2 separate regions of the Mus musculus genome follow, and region 2 is linked to region 1. Evidence: chromatin loops called from intact Hi-C (ENCODE). Cell type or tissue: heart. All regions are shown on one strand.

What was found. Hi-C counts contacts between places; a loop is a spot of excess contacts. Peaks named below come from ENCODE experiments on the same cell type or tissue, not always from the same donor. Only the 100,000 strongest peaks of a DNase experiment are listed, where the experiment ranks them.
Region 2: it touches region 1 in a loop (2.6-fold over the local background); 4 of 42 quality-filtered maps call a loop at or near these places.

What each region holds. Positions count from the first base shown.
Region 1 is chr15:76,065,113-76,073,112 of GRCm38, forward strand. Scrib (scribbled planar cell polarity) reads right to left here and starts at 4,672. Exons shown (of 36, transcript NM_001310543.1): 1 at 4,117-4,672; 2 at 2,549-2,666; 3 at 2,365-2,443; 4 at 2,178-2,267; 5 at 2,033-2,089; 6 at 1,882-1,945; 7 at 1,708-1,782; 8 at 1,498-1,642; 9 at 978-1,096; 10 at 38-237. The coding sequence starts at 4,275. It overlaps Puf60 (poly-U binding splicing factor 60), which reads right to left. Exons shown (of 12, transcript NM_028364.2): 6 at 7,295-7,456; 7 at 7,121-7,213; 8 at 6,628-6,841; 9 at 6,354-6,544; 10 at 6,070-6,205; 11 at 5,637-5,872; 12 at 5,070-5,515. The coding sequence ends at 5,216. In heart, no CTCF peak of the experiment used is centred here; DNase peaks (open chromatin) are centred at 4,719, 5,749 and 7,688; H3K4me3 peaks cover 2,717 bases; H3K27ac peaks cover 1,851 bases.
Region 2 is chr15:75,939,606-75,947,605 of GRCm38, forward strand. It overlaps Zfp623 (zinc finger protein 623), which reads left to right and starts at 1,347. Exons shown (of 2, transcript NM_030199.3): 1 at 1,347-1,554; 2 at 7,518-8,000. The coding sequence starts at 7,592. In heart, CTCF peaks have their summits at 1,259 and 4,907 (motif pointing right); a DNase peak (open chromatin) is centred at 1,356; H3K4me3 peaks cover 2,245 bases; H3K27ac peaks cover 1,501 bases.

The sequences.
Region 1 (8,000 bases):
ATGCCACCTGGGCCCCAGGGGTCACACAGACACTCACCGGTTCCCAGCCACATCAAGCACGTGCAGCTCAGCGGTATGGGCAAGCTCAGGAGGGAGGACAGCCAGGCGATTGTCTCTCAAAGAGAGGACACTAAGGGCCACACAGCCTCCGATTTCAGGAGGCAGCACCTCAAGATGGTTCCGGTCCACATTGAGGTTAGTCAGCTTGGTCAGCTTGCCCAGCGAGTGGGGTAAGGCCTGCCGGGCAAAGGAAGGGTCTCAGGCTGAGAGAAACCCCTGATTATTAGGAGGAAAAGGGAGGCCTTGGGAAAGTAAAGGTCTCCCTTAAGGTAAACTCCATAGCTATCAGGGTTCCCCACAGCCCAAAGGAACTATGGTTAGGGGATCTAGACATAGAACCAGTTGGCACCCTCCTCCACCTCTCCCCCTTAAGGACAGCATACATCCTGCCAGGCTCCCTGACACCCTAGACTGTTCTCTCTGGCCCTCACCCATAGCCACCCAGCTCAATCTACCAAGGCCACGTTTCTGTGCCTCCTCCACTACTCACGGTACCTGCTACTCACACCTGCTGCTCGTTTCCTCATCACCCTCTTCTCTCACTACCATGACTGTGAGTACCCCACAGACAGGAAAGTTGCTCGCTACTGTCTCTCAGCCTGAGACTCACACTAGCACAGACATCTCTAGTCTGGCCCTAGCACTCTGCTCACCCTATTTGTATGAAGCACACGTGCTTCTGTCCAATTTGCCTTTGTCTTCTTTCCAGTCTTAAGCCCAGACTGCATGTCCGAAACAACACACGGGCTCTTTAACCCCTACAGGGTCCAGTGGATCCGAGGCAATCTCATATGCCAAGAGTGCCCTAGCAAGCACCTCCCTTGGGATAAGCCACCAGCAGCACATGCCACTCCCATCAGGTGCACTGACCGCGCTCATCACACCCTGAGAGGCTCGGTGCCTCGGGGCTGCCCTACCGTTAACAGGTTCTCCGTGAGGATCAGCTCCGAGAGGTTCTCACAGTCCCCTATGGCCTCAGTGACCTCACACAGCCGGTTCTGGTCCACCTTCAGGATAGACAGCTGCTTCAGCTGACCTGGCATCAAGGAGACATGGTGACTAGACCGAAATCAGGTCAAAGGCACTTGAGCATGTAGGTCCTCCGAACGGCCATAGCCTGGTCCCACATTTCAGTGACAGTGGGCTTCTCTGGGTCTCCAAGATTTCTTATGCTCCCCATACCCGGCCCCACCCTTCTTACTGCAGACTCAGCTTCCGAGACTCTTCCCCACCCCTGACCCTTGGAAACCTACATCCCAATTCTTTCATAACAAACTGCCCTGACGCCTGAGTGCTAACTGGATGAATGGGTATCTGATCTTGGCCTTCGCTTACTGCACCTGCCCTCTTTGGACACCTCTAACCTGGGTTAAGTCAGATCCTAGCCCAAGCCCCTCTTTGGCACCTCACAAGGTCACTGATGATTGGCACACTGACCGATGCCCTCTGGCAGCCGCTGAAGCAAGTTCTGGGAAAGCAGCAGATCCGTGAGCAGTGCCAGCCCACCCAACTCCACAGGCAGCTCCTCCAGCCTGTTCTCTGACACATCCAGGCACACCAGCCGCCGCAGATTGCCTAGCTCCTGCAGACAGACAAAAGGTCAAAGGGCAGCAGGTAGGGGATAAAGCCAGTCCCACCCTCACTTACCGGGGGCAGCGCTGACAGTTGGTTTCGGTCTAACCATAGCTCCCGAAGGTTAGGCAGAGCCCCCAGGGTGTCAGGCTGCAAGAATGGACAAAGACAGGAGAAAGCAGTGTGACACCCAGGAGCAGCAGCTGCCCCACAGCACACCCTTGCTTCCCCAGGCAGCCCTCACTGCACCAGCACTTCCAGGTCGTTGCCTCCCAGATCCAGCTGTTCCAGCTTCACCAGGAAAGACAGGGACCTGTACAGAAGACAACATCTGCATGTGGCCACTCAGGCCACGCCCCAGGGTAGCTCTACCTCTGCTGGGTGGAGGCCCCAAACTTACGCAGGGAGAGATTTAAGCAGGTTCTCCCGGAGTTCCAGGGTCACCAGATTGGCCAGGCTGAAAGAGACCAAGGACCAGGGCTGAGGAAGGCAGAACCAAGACAAGCACTGCCTATACCCAGATCCACTCATCAAGGGGCACTCACTTGCCCACATCTCCAGGCAGTGCCTGCAGGGACACGTCATTCAGGGCCAGGTGAGCCAGGCTGCGTAGCTGTGTGAAGCCATCCGGAAGTCTGGAGAAACAAAGCAACACAGGCCTCAGATACGCATGGAAGAGCTCTAGACCCTGCCGTGGCCAAGAGCCAACCCGCACTGTGGGCTAACACTTACCTAGACAGGGGGTTCCCACTGAAGTCTGCAATCTCCAGAGCCTTACAGAACTTTATGCTCTCAGGTATCTCAGGAATATCTGTGTTTGGAGAGGGTGCCGTGAGGATGGCACGCCTCAGGAGCTCCCAGGAGCCCCTATGCTCCCCCCTATGTTCACGGAGTGCCACCCGCCCTCCCCCCCTACCGTTCCGGGACACATCTAGCTCCACCAGCTGCATGAAGTTGGCCACTTCAGGAGGCAGCCGCTGGATCTCGTTGTCACTGAGGCCCAACTTTCTCAAGTTCAACAGTCGGAAGAAGGGCTGTGGGCAGAAGATGTGATCAGGGGAACAGGCTCTATAGCCAAAGCCCTATGGGTATGGGAGAGTTTCCAAACCAGGAGGATCATGGCCACAGGGTCCTGGACCTCTTTGTATCCCAGGTCACACAAGGTTCTGCGGCTCTAGCCATGATACCCAGTGTGCTGAAAAACCAGACAAAGAAGCCTGCAAAACACACCCCTGCCCACCTGATGCCTGGTCTCCCTTGTGTCATTTGTCACATGTACCACTGCTGTTCTGCAATGATACTCTGCAACTGCTGAGGGGGACTCTCCTAAGATACTGTCAGACCTACGCTCTCATTTCTCGGTGGAAAGCCCACCTCTCACTATTACCCAGATGTCACCCAGATAACATGCCCCAGGCAAGACATCAGCAGCTCCCAAATGGATAGCCCCTGCCCTCTGCCCTATGGGTCAGTCACTCTCAGTATCCTACCTACTATCCAAACTACCTCTTCTAAAGGAGTTTGGAGCTCTTCAGGAACCCCAACAATGAACAGCAAGAGCTTAACAAAGAGAGAACAACAATAAAAACACCAGAGAGCACTGGGGTGGGTTGTGGGTGGTGCACATCTTTAGTACCCACAGAGGCAGGTGGATCTCTGAGTTCTAGGACAGCCAGAATGAATTCCAGGATAACCAGGGTTACGAAGGGGAAACCCTGTCTCAAGAAACAGAACAAAAAAAAAAAAGCAATAACAACAACAGGCACCAGAGAGAAACACAAGTGCAAAATGTCCAAGATTCACACACGGATACCATAAAGGTCTATGAAGAACACCCGCAACGCCACCAGCCGGCAAGAATATCAGACCACTGAGTCCCCTATCTCAGAAAAGTAAGTCCTACATAACCTGCCTCCTTTGGCCTTCCTTCTAGTGTGGCCTCAGAACAACAACAACAAAAAAAACCCCAAACAAACCCGACAGGAAGGAACACAGACAGTGAAAGGTGGGCTCTCCGCTGAGCGATGACAGAATAGATCTGACACTGCAAGTATCTTAGGAGAGTCCCACTCAGCACTGCAAACCTCTCCTCCCAAAACGAAGGCAGAACACAGTGCAAGAAAACCAACTTCCTACCCTTAAAGTAGCCCAACTAGCTTTAACAGTTGCTAACCCGGGTCGGTCTCGCACCCTGGACCCATCCTCCTCCTGTGCTCTCATGGGCTTCTCTGTTGGCTCCCCTTTTAGGTTCAGTATCTACTTAGTCCCCAGACAGGTTGCCACCAGGTGCCAACACCGGCGGCTGGAGGAGGGTGGGGCTGGCTGGGGCGGGGCTCTGACCAGTAGGAACCTGCAGGGCCGGCTGGAGGTTGCGGTGCCCAGCTCGGGCAGCGCCTGCTGAGATCTCGCTCCAGCCGGCTGCCCCAGAAGTCATACACCACCCCGAGAACTGAGCGCGGGGCAGCAGGTGCGGCGGCCGCTCACCTTAGGTAGCTCGCGCAGCTGGTTGGCGTCGAGGAGCAGCTCCTCGAGGCTACGACTGTAGCGGTAAATCTCCTCTGGCACAACCTGCAGCGAGCAGTGCCGCTTATCCACCGACTCCACGTGCCGGTTACAACGCCAGAGCGGGATGCACTTCAGCATGATGCGGGCGGGCAGTGAGCGCGGGCTCGGGAGGCGCTCGGCGGGCTCGGGCCGGGGGGCGGGGCTCGGCCCGCATGAGCGCCGAGCGCGGGCGGAGCGGCGCGCGCGGGGGTGGGGCGGGCAGCCGGGTCCCGGACTGTGGCCGGGGTCGGCGCTCGGCTCGGCCCGCGTTCAATACGAGCTGTAGGCTCCGACGGCGGCACACAGCTGGCAGCACGGCCTGACCCGGCAGCGCTTTCTTAGGCGCTGGGGGCGCGGCGGCGGCTCCGCATCCCGCCCGGCCTGCTCACCTAGCAGCTCATCCGCCCGCAGCACCGCAGCCGGAACCGCCGCCGCTGCCCGCGACAACCGCCCAGCCGCGCAGCCCGCCGGGAAGCCTAGGCCCGCCCTCTCTGCTCAAAACTACAGCTCCCAAAGGGCCACGCGGCGTGGCGTCTCCGACGACCCGTAGCGGTCTCGCGCGGGGCATGTCGGGATTTCCGGCCTCGCTCTGGCGTAACCCATACTAGCAGGTGTAACAACTCAGATGCCCGCCCGCCCACAAAATGCTCTCTTGGTCCTGGATCCTACAGATCTCAGGGCCAGACAGCTCTCAGAGCTATCCACGTGAGCAAGGCTGCAAGCCAGCACTCCCCACAAAGGAAGATAAAGCAAGGCCTGTCCACCCCGGTCCCTCCTGTTCACCCCTGCACAGCAGGCTGAACGCCCTCCTTGTCCCTGGTGCCTTGGAACCCTGATAAGACATTCCACACACAACCAGCTTGGGTCACAGGACCAATTTCAGACACAGGGACTTCAGGGCCAGTGGTATCTGCATCTTTATGTACACTACAGGGTGGGTTGGGCAGAGTGCCTGGTCCCAGGGACACACCACGGTTAACACTTTACAAAACCCAAAGGAAGGAAGGGGCAAGTGCAAGTCCAGGAAATGAGGCCAAAGTCACGCGGAGAGGTCGCTGTTATCAAAACGCTCCTGGTCATACACTTCAGCCACCACCTTGCGACCACCAAACCAGCGCCCATTGAGGGCCTGGATGGCCTTGTGAGTCTCTGAGGCCATGGAGAATTCCACAAAAATCTTGACGATGATTTCTGCATCTTCCTCTTCGCCCTGTTTTTCTTGATAGATAATGACCCGGTTCACAGCACCAAATTTGCCACACTCCTCTGTCACCTCTCCCTCCAGGTCGTCATCGATGTCCTTGGGGTCCACCATGTTTCGGAGAACCATCACTGTAGACTGTAGGAAAGACAATTGACTGCTGTGACTGTGGGAAAGACACCTGAATGCTGCGACCTATCACCCACTACTTCACATTCATACCGCCGAGAGCGGGCCTGGCACGAGCCCACCTACTTACCTCCTGTTTTCTGAGTAGCTTTTGCATGACCATGTGGCGAGCACTGCTGCCCGAGATGCTCATGTGCTCCTGCTCACTCAACATCTCTGGCCGTTCTGACTCAGGAAACAGCTCCTCCTCTTCCTTCTCCTTCTTGGGCTCCAACAGACCCAACGTTGGCGGGCTGGCGAGAATGGGGTTCACTACTCCCACAGAGGGGATGGTGACCGGAATAGGAGGGCGGGCTGGTGTCACACCTGCAGCAAAACCAACCGAGTTTAATAGCCACACATACACTCTCCTGTTTGGGAAAGAGTAAAGAGATGGTTGGCGATAGCCAGCCTGTCCTGGATTCAAGGGATTACACCGAAGTAAGTATGGGTTGGGAAGCTGAAGACAGACCCTAGAGGAGAGGGGAAAGGAATGGAAGAGAACCTGATCAACTCAGACTCACCTGTGATGACTCCAGGGGCCTGGGCAGCCATGACAGCCTGGGGTAGGGCCCCTAAGGGCTGGGCCAGTGTCAGTGCTGGGGACACTAGTCCTGGTGTGGCTAAAGTACCCAGCACTGCTGCTCCAGCCACTGCTTCCTGCAACCAAAAGACAAGCAGAGTCAGTTTCTAGTCTGTTCTCACAGTCAGTTCTTTGTTCCCACCCAAACCATCTAAGAGCCAGTTCCCAAAGGCTGAGTGGGTCTGTCCACCCACTGTCCACACTCATCACTGCACCAGCTCTCACCTGAGCTGTAATCTTGGCCGTGGCTGCAGCTGCGGCCACAGCAGCAGCAGGCGGGAGACCTCCAGGCGTGGCAGGTGTTAGCAGGGGCATGGGGGGTGTGACGGCCTTGCCCACCCTCAAGTACTGGCCACCCAGATCAAAGAGGTTCATGGAGGACACAGCATCCTGGGACGACTGGGCCTTCTCATATTCTGCAGGGCAGGATGAGCAGTGAGAAAAGCCAGCCCCAGTAAGAGGCGGGCTCCCTCTTCTCCTTGGCCCTTCCCAAACTCACCGATAAAACCATAGCCCTTGTGCTTGCCAGTTGTGGGGTCCCGGGCCAGCGTACAAGACTTGATCTTGCCAAAGGCTTCAAATACACTCTTGATGTCATCATCAGACAGGTCTTGATGTACAGAGGCCACATATATTCGGTTGAAAGCCCTAGCTTCCTCAGCCAGCTGATCTATGATGGGTTGGGCTTGTCCAATGTTGCTGGGTCTTCCCACCTGAAGAAGGTCAAGAAGAAACATCAGCCTAGGCCTGTGGTGACTGCTTGTATGTATGTAACTTCACGGAACAATTATTCTAGGTCCAAGACCAAACTTTTTTTCTTTTTTTGGTTTTTCAAGACAGGGTTTCTCTGTCTAGCCCTGGCTGTCCTGGAACTCACTTGTAGACCAGGCTGGCCTCAAACTCAGAAATCCGCCTGCCTCTGCCTCCCAAGTGCTGAGATTAAAGGCGTGTGCCACCACTGCCCGGCTAAGACCAAACTTTCTTGTCCTTACCTTGATGTTCCTGCCCCCAAGCATCACAGAGTTCATCTGCTCCAAAGCGAGCTGCGCAGCTTCTGGGACCTCGTACTCCACGAAGGCAAAGCCCTGAATACAGGAAGGTGTTAGAAGGCAAGGAAAGCAGACAGAGGGCAAGCTAGAGCCCCAGGGTAGCTCTCATCTGCTTACCTTATGCTTCATGGTAACGGAGTCCCAGGACATATCAATGCTCTTGATGGGGCCAAAGGGAGCAAAGGCCTGGCGAATAGTGTCTTCTCCCAGCTCATAGTAGATGGAGCCCACATAGACCCGGCACATGATAGCCAGTGCCCGCTGCCGTTGAGCTGCCATCTGCAGCAGGACAGAAGGAGAGAGCCACTGGCTTGTCAGGAAAGTGGGAGACTCAGCAACCCTCTCCCATCCTGGCCCACCCGCCCAGCTCTGCCGTGGGAAGGACTCCCCACGCAGCAGTGAGGTGCAGGCTGGGCCCTTGCAGCCAGGGTTTAGGGGTCAGCAGGACCCCACCCCAAGGAAGGCCAGGCCCAACGGCAGGACATGGAAGTACCCAGCCCGCCCAGGTCCCAGACAGACTTTGGCAGCAGAGCTGACGGGTGGTCAGAAGGCAAGGCTGAATGACCTGTAATCCAGCCCACTTCTGTAGTCTGGAGGCCAGGTACCTGGGCTGGGCTGGGAGATCCTCCCACTAGTCCAGCCAAGTATTGGGACAGAAGAGGGAAGGAGGAGCTGTCCAAGCCAGACACACCTACTGGCATGGAGGCCAGAAGAGAGGGTGGCAGAAGACAGGGCAGCCACTGCCCAGAAGAGATCCCAGGGAAGGAATTTGGGAGCCCAGAAAGGGGCTCTCTGGAGAGAACAAGGAGCAAGTGCTCATGCA
Region 2 (8,000 bases), 130 kb before region 1:
GGTGGAACAACAATATGAACTAAGCAGTACCCCGGAGCTCTTGTCTCTAGCTGCATATGTATCAAAAGATGGCCTAGTCGGCCATCACTGCAAAGAGAGGCCCATTGGACTTGCAAACTTTATATGCCCCAGTACAGGGGAATGCCAGGGCCAAAAAGGGGGAGTGGGTGGGTAGGGGAGTGGGGGGGGGTATGGGGACTTTTGGTATAGCATTGGAAATGTAAATGAGCTAAATACCTAATAAAAAATGGAAAAAAAAAGATTCTGGGATTCAGGTTAGCTGAGGCTGAAGAATCAGCTGTAATGAACAAGATACCAGGACTACTAAAGTGAAACCTTTGCTTTGCTGTGATACTCGATGCTGGTCAGCTACAGCTGAAGAATTAGTAGTGATTAAGAAGAAACTAGCATCATTGAGGTAAAAACTTTCTAAGTATTTCCTAAGAGCTACACAGAAGCTGTGTTCCAGAAGCAGCCAAGGTTGTCCCTCATGCTGGCAGCTGAACTTGGTAGCATAAGAGTCACCCAGGTGGTACTTACTGGTTTTGAAGACATGAACAGTTCATGGAGGGCAGCTGAGGCTTGGCACTGTGCAGTTTCAGTGGCAGATTTTTTAAAAACAGGATATAAAATATAGAGATAAACCCACACAATTTTTTTTTTTTTTTTGTTAAGACCTAGATGACTCTTAAGGTTGTACCTTCCACGAGGCTGAAGAGATTCCTTGGGGTTAAGATCAAGCAGTTGGTTGGTGCTCTTCCAAAGGATCCTGGTTTGATTTCCAGCACCCACATGGCAGCTAAGAACTGTGTCTATAATCCCATTTCCAGGAGAATATAATGCCCTCTTCTGGCCTCCAGGAGCACCAAGCACACATATGGTGAACAGACATACACACATGCAAAACACTAAAACACACAATAAAATAAAGTTCTGCCTCCATCAGTGAGTGAGCTTGGCATTCTAGGCTCACACCTGACTTTGCAAAGTTGTAAAATAAACTGCCTCGATTTCACTACTCTGAGTCTCCAGTGGTTTATTACAAAGATGTTGTGTCATAGGCACAGCGGCTCAAAGTTGTCTTTCCACCATAGGCATACACACATAAGATAATGATAAAGATGTTCTAAACGCTCAAAGCTAAAACCAAAAGCTACATACAGAACCATCACTAACAACCAACAAGAAATCTTTACTAAAAGCTCTCTAAAGAGCCTGCCTTTCCCAGCTCTTCCAGGGAAGTCTGACGACATCTACTGCCTAGCTTCGCCGCTAATCCCACACCCACGTGCGCAAACAGGGCTCTCAGCCACCGCGTCTGCGCACTGGGTCCTCCGGCTGACCGCAGGAATCTGGCCCGGAAGTCTGTGACAGGGAGACGGCCCCGGCCCCCATTCTTATCCTAGAGTGCCTACGGATGTCCTCCGGGCGGAGCCTCGGGCAGTTTCCGGCCGGGGCGTGCGGCAGCGGTGCGGGCTTTGTGGCCGCCCGGGGTTACCCGCCTGGATGCTGCTCGGCTTGGTTCCGCGCCGTCCTCTCGCCGCCGAGCTCCGGGTGAGTGAGGCGGAGCGGCTCGCGCGGGTGGGCGGGCTCGTGACCGGCGGGGCTCAGCGAGTTGGTTGGTGTCCCGGGCCGGCTGCACTTCGCTTTGGCCTCTGTCCGTAGCTCCTCGCTTGGTTCGGGCCGGAGCCTTGCGTCTCCTCGCCGAGCTGCGGGCGGTAGATGCATGGACCGATCGTCCGCAGACATCGAGGCCCTCGAGGGTTGCACACTCGGCCTCGGCGCCTGCAGGTCGGGCCCCCGGATGGCTGCTTGAAGGCTAAGCCGCTCAGGTGATGGAATGCAGGTGCGCGCCACGCTGCTCTTCGGCTTGGACCTTGCCCTCCTGCCTTCTGCCTTCCCTCAGTCCTTTCGGCCTCTGTCCGAGGGGATGCAGTGCAGGCACCCCAGTGCTTCAGGGGTTGAAGATAATATGTGTGTTGGACAGAATCAGCTCCGTATGTCATGAAGGAGGATTCTTAGGTGGGGTGAGGTGTCATACAAGCTGTTCTATTCCATGAAGTGTCTGAGTCAACGTCTATGACATCTCTGTGATAATGCCAGGGACATTTAGTCCTCTTTGCACCCGGCCCCACCGTGGTCCAGGAGTCCCCAGGGCTTGAGTGCTATGCTAGAGGTTTCCCGGGATATTAGCAGAAGAACAGTTCTAAACTCAAGTAGTTTTCCAGGTGGAGAGCTGATATTCACAATCGCCCTGTGCTCTTCTAGACATCGTTCCTTTGAGACCCATTACAATGAAAGAAACAAATGTCTTCTGATCACGAAGAAATCAGACTCCCCATGCCCCTCGCGCGCGCGCGCGCACACACACACACACACACACACACACACACACACAAACAAACATATACACATCAAGTTTTAAGGCAGAGAGCAGACCTTTGTTCCTGTCACGGATGTGGCATTGTATCTGTTTTAATACTTGGCATAATGATGGCATTCTTTTTTCATATGGGAGGTATAGAGAAACCTCACAAGCCAACACATGCAGCTATGGACACTCCTGGAGCCTTGGGGGTGGATTTCTGGTTCTGGAATGCGTTGGAGGATGATATAGAGAGAGGGTAGACCTGGGAAAGTACCCCCACTCCCCTACAAGACTTATGGTCTGATCTGGAAGTGGACGGGATGCCAGAGAAGCAGTGGGCTAGAACAAAGTGGTGTCTCTGAAGTAAATCACAGAGCCCTCTGACTGCTCTGTTGGCTTATGGAAAATGGCTGCTAAAAGGCCCTGGGCTTGTTAGGAAAAGAAGACTGTTTGTGTCAGCAGGATCCTTGTATGTAGGGGCTAGAGGTAGAGGTTGGAATAGGAGTCCTAAGAGAGCAGCCAGTCACTCGCTCTATTCTTTTTGACCTCAAATAGCATGCCTTGCACACACAGCACCCAGCTACCTCCACAGCTGCAGTGGCACATCCACAGGTTGTCAGGGACACCATGTCGAGGCCCGCCCGCCTGGTTATTCCCAAGGCTGCAGAGATGCAAGCTTTCCTGCTCCTGTTTTTCTTTATGTGTATGGGTGTCTAATGTTGGTTTTTATTCTCCTGATGGAATTGTTGTCTCTAAGGTTTACTGCCTCCATCTCCTAGCTTGCTAGTCCTGGAAGCTTCTAGCCTCTGTCCAATCTAATCTAGGCCTAAACTTGTTTTCAGCCCCTGAGACTTGCTGCTGAATAAGCTCATCCCTTCTGGTTCTTTCTGGAATCTTCTGGCTGGTTTAACTCAGCTGTTCTGTATCAAACTTGTCTCCCAGCTGACTCACTCAGTCTGGCTTCTGAATTGCTCTGCTTGGCCTCCAACTAAGTCTGGTACTCTGTTCTAATCTTCTGGCTCGTTCTCTCCTCAAACTGTCTGTAAAACTGCCTCTCTTCTTTCTCTAGACTGCGGGCCCCTTAAGTGGCTTCCCTTTCTTTTCTCTTCTAGTAAGAGTTGGTATATCCTGTTCTGTCAAATCTTTCTTGATTTGTCACCTTGTCCGCCTCTCAATCAGACATCACTTCCAAACATGGGTGCTTCCTTGTACAAACTATCTTTGCCTTCATTGTTTGGGATTAAAAGTGTGAACTAAGGGTGTGTCTGTAGTCCAGCCAGAAGGATTAAAGGTGTGTGCTAAGGGCTGAGCTAACAGTATCTTGGTGTTCACTGTGTGATCCTATCTTGCAGCATGGGTGTTTTGCCTGCTTGTTAGTCTGTCCATCATGTGTGTACCTGGTACCCTCAGAAGCCAGAAGAGGGCGTTGTATCCCCTAGAATTTGCGTTACAGAGTTGTGAGCGGCTATGGGGTTCTGGGGAACTTGAACCCGGGTGCTCTGGAAGAGTAGTCAGTGCTTTTAACTGCTCAGCCATCTCTAGCTGCCGAGTTGTAAGAGTCACCGAGAGGCACACATGATTCTAAGCTCTTCTTGTAAACAGCTGCAGGCTTGTGTCCAGGTAGCGTAGTCATTCTAAGTCTGATATAAGGGGCTGAGGTGCAGCTCACTGGTAGAGCACTTGCTTAGCATGCATAATATCCCGAGTTCCATCCTTAGCACTCCATAAAATAATAAAAGTCAGAAGGTATCGGTGGTTTCTAAAACGTGAGCGTATGCAGGTCCTTGCCAAACCCTGTGGCTGGCTGGGTTGCCTTGAACTTCCTTATACTGAATGCCAGTGAGACTCTGGTGCCACGGGCTGGCAGCACTGCCTTGCTGTAGCTTTAGGGGTTCTGAAGCTTCAGGCTTGCATGGAGCAGAGCAGAGCACTGGCCCCTGAGAACAGCCAGCTCTTAGAAGGGGTGATGGGAAAGGTTGAGCTCAAGTGTTGTCTTGGTTAGGGTTTCACACTGTGAACAGACACCATGACCAAGGTAACTTTTGTAAGGGACAATATTTAACTGGGGCTGGCTTACAGGTTCAAAGGTTCAGCCCATTATCATCAGGGTGGGAGCATCTAGGCAGGTATGCAGGAGCTGAGAGTTTTCTGTCTTGTCCCAAAGGCAAATAGGAGAAGAGTACTATCTTCCAGGCAGCTAGAACAAGGGTCTCTTAAAGCCCACCCCCACGGTGACACACTTCCTCCACAAGGCCACACACACCTCCTAATAGTGCCACTCCCTGGCCAAGCATATTCACCACAACTGTCTAGTAAGTGACTCAAGTGTTCCTGCTAATTCACCTACATACTTGGGGAAGAATGGTGGTAGGAGGGGATTGGAGAGCCTTGAAGGTTTTAAAATAGAAAGTCACCATTTCATTTATGCTTTGAAAGGGTCAGCCTGCTGGCTTTGTAGAAAGGCCGTGGAGGAGGAGAGTGTGAAGACAGGTTAGAAGACTGTCACCCTGGTGCCTTGAGAGACACCAGTAGAGGGAGCATTGAGGTTCTGAGACAGGAGCAGGGTGCAGGATAATGGCCTGGCCTACAGGTCAGAGAGCGCATAATAATACATAATACATAATAAATAATATCTTTTTTTTAAAAAAAAAGTAACAGAGGAGAGGAGATGTAAGATAAACTCAGTGACCATTGAGTGTCATTGTGGAGAGGAGAGACAGTAACTGGAGAGGAACTAGAACTTGGGAAGTTAGCTTGGTATTCATGTTCTTTGAGATAGGAAATTGGGACGTTCCCCAGAGTGCTTGAGACTAGATAAGTGTACCATTTAGTTGTTTGTTTTTCTTTTTTAAGATTTATTTATTATTATATCTATGTACACTGTAGCTGTCTTCAGACTTACCAGAAGAGGGCATCAGATCCCATTACAGATGGTTATGAGCCACCGTGTGGTTGCTGGGATTTGAACTCAGGACCTTTGGAAGAGCAGTCAGTGCTCTTACCCGCCCCATCTCTCCAGCCCCCCATTTAGTTTTTTAAAGTGAGATGCTGATGCTCCACCTACAGGATGTCAAAGGCCTCTTGTTCCCTACTGTGTCACTTCCAGCTTGCTTTCCCCAGTTAGTGGAAGAACTCGCATTACTGTGTGCTGACTTGGAATGGCAGGCTAGAGGAGCAGAGAGGTTTTTATCTCAAGAGGGAGGGCGCGGTGGCTTGATGAGATGGGATGGGAGAAGGCCTAGAGCAAGTGGAGGTGAGGACCTTCTTCAGGTTAAGTACAGCTTGATTCCTGAAACCAGAGGGAGGAAGGCTGATGGGAACGCAGGTCAGTGGTGGAAGTGGCCATTCCTGTCTCCCTGCCTTTCCTCTCACTGAAGTAAGGGTTAAGGGGTAGGAAAAAACATTAGATATTTTAAATGCTTATTTTATGCATATGAGTGTTTTACCTCTGTGTGTCTGTGTGTGTTCGTGTGTGTCTGTGTGTGTGTGTGTGTGTACCACATGTGGTCCTGGTGCCCACAGAGGTCAGAATGTGGCATCAGATCCCCTGGAGTCACAGACAGTTGTGAGCTCCCATCGGTTTGTGGGCTGGGAACCTGGGTCCTCTATGAGAACAGCAAGTACCCTCAACCTCTGAGCTGTCTCTAGAGCTCTAGTGATGGATTAAAAAGAAGAGTTGGGTGAGTATAGAACATGGCTGACACACCCTTAGGGTGTCAGAGCTGTCAGTGTAGAGAGCAAGAGTTCAGACAGATCCAAAACAGGTGGGATCTAGCCAGAGCTGGTCTCACACAGGTGATGGGAAGAAAAGGGCAGGTAAGGTGCAGGAAAGGATTCTTTTTTTTTTTTTTAAAGATTTGTTTGTTTATTTATTTATTTATTTATTTAGTAAGTACACTGTAGCTGTCTTCAGACACTCCAGAAGAGGGTGTCAGATCTCCTTACAGATGGTTTTGAGCTGGGATTTGAACTCAGGACCTTTGGAAAAGCAGTCAGTGCTCTTAACCGCTGAGTCATCTCACCAGTCCATGCAGGAAAGGATTCTATACCAGTTCCTCACTGCAGGTACTGAAATCAAAGAATGCTTGAGTTTCTCAGAATGTTGTAGTTGCCAGAGTGATGGCACACACCTTTAATCTCAGCACTGGGGAGGCAGAAGTAGGTGGATCTTCGTGAGTTTGAGACCAGCTTGGTCCATATTGTGTGTTCTAAGCCAGCCAGTGCCACAGAGTGAGACCCTGCCTTAAGGAGAAAATGTGTAATGTTTGTATGCTCTCTATCTACTTACAGCTTTCTGTCCTTTAAATCATCTCGTTACTTATCACACCTAATACATTGTGACAAGTAGGTAAGTATGTTGTTTTCAAGGAATAATGGCCCTTCCCCGAAAAAGGGACACGTTCATGTTTGGTACAAATGTAGGGGTTTTGTGTGTGTGTGTGTTTGCTTGATTTTGTTAATTTCTTATCTGAGGTGGGCTAACTTTTGGGTATAGAGCCCAACCATTTATGGGGGCTAAGTAGATATAAAGTGAGAACATTGTGCCAGTGAGGCTAGGACAGGAACTGCCCGCATCACTCCAATCATTAAGGGATTTCACAGAGGGAACCAGATTATAAGGCCACTGAAAGAGGGAGAGGTTAGAAGTGTGGAGATTCTAACTGGGTTCTTGGCTTCAGGCTCAGTCACTATAGGTCAGAAATGCTGCTAGCACTGAGGCCCTGAATGCTACAAATAGCCTAAAGGGAGATGCATTCTGGGTAGGGACAAGATAAAGATCACACGATGCAGAATGTGAATGAGGGTGGTGGGCAGTCGGAGTGATAGAGTTTATTTGAGTGATCTTGGAATTACATGTCTTGGTTTTTAAGTAGAGTCCTGACTATATCCCTATCCCTCTGTCACCCACACAGGACACAAGTTAGAAGAGTGCTGTGTAGCACAGCCTATTTGTCCTAAGGTTGGCCATATCACAGGTCGGGCCGCAGGAAGCCTTCCCATGTGGGTGGCTGATTGGGGCTGGTAACAGTGAAGGTCAGAAGTGTGGGCAGAGGAGGTGCTTCCTCTCTGTCGGATGGTAGTTTAACTCCACACCTTCGGCCCGTTCTCGTTACCAAAGGGGAAAGACCAGCTTCTTTTCTCATTTCAGATTCTCCTGTAGGGAGCCAGTGGCAAGAAGGGGATCCGGAAGCCTGAATTTCTGGGGATGAAAATTCACATAAGATGATGTCAGACGAACTCACAGTGCTGGAGCCCTCTGCCTCTGAGTCTCGGGAATTTCATGAAGACAGATTGGCGCAGCTGTTGGGGAACCCAGACAAGCAGAGCTTGGAGAGTCCCTCCTCTCAGGACGGGGGCTTCACTCAGATGACAGTGACCCACTGGAAGATTCAAACAGGAGACACAGCCCAAACGTGCAGTAAGTCAGGAAGAAACCCCATTCTCAATTCAAACCTTCTTATACTTCAGAGAGAACTCATAGATGCGGAGGCCCGTTCCTGTGGTGGTGGTGGCAAAGGCTTCCCATTTAATTCAGATGTAGTTCCGCATCAGATCTCGCACACGGGGGAGAAGCCTTACAAATGTGATCATTGTGGGAAAGGCTTCAGTCAGACCTCCCTCCTCACTGAAC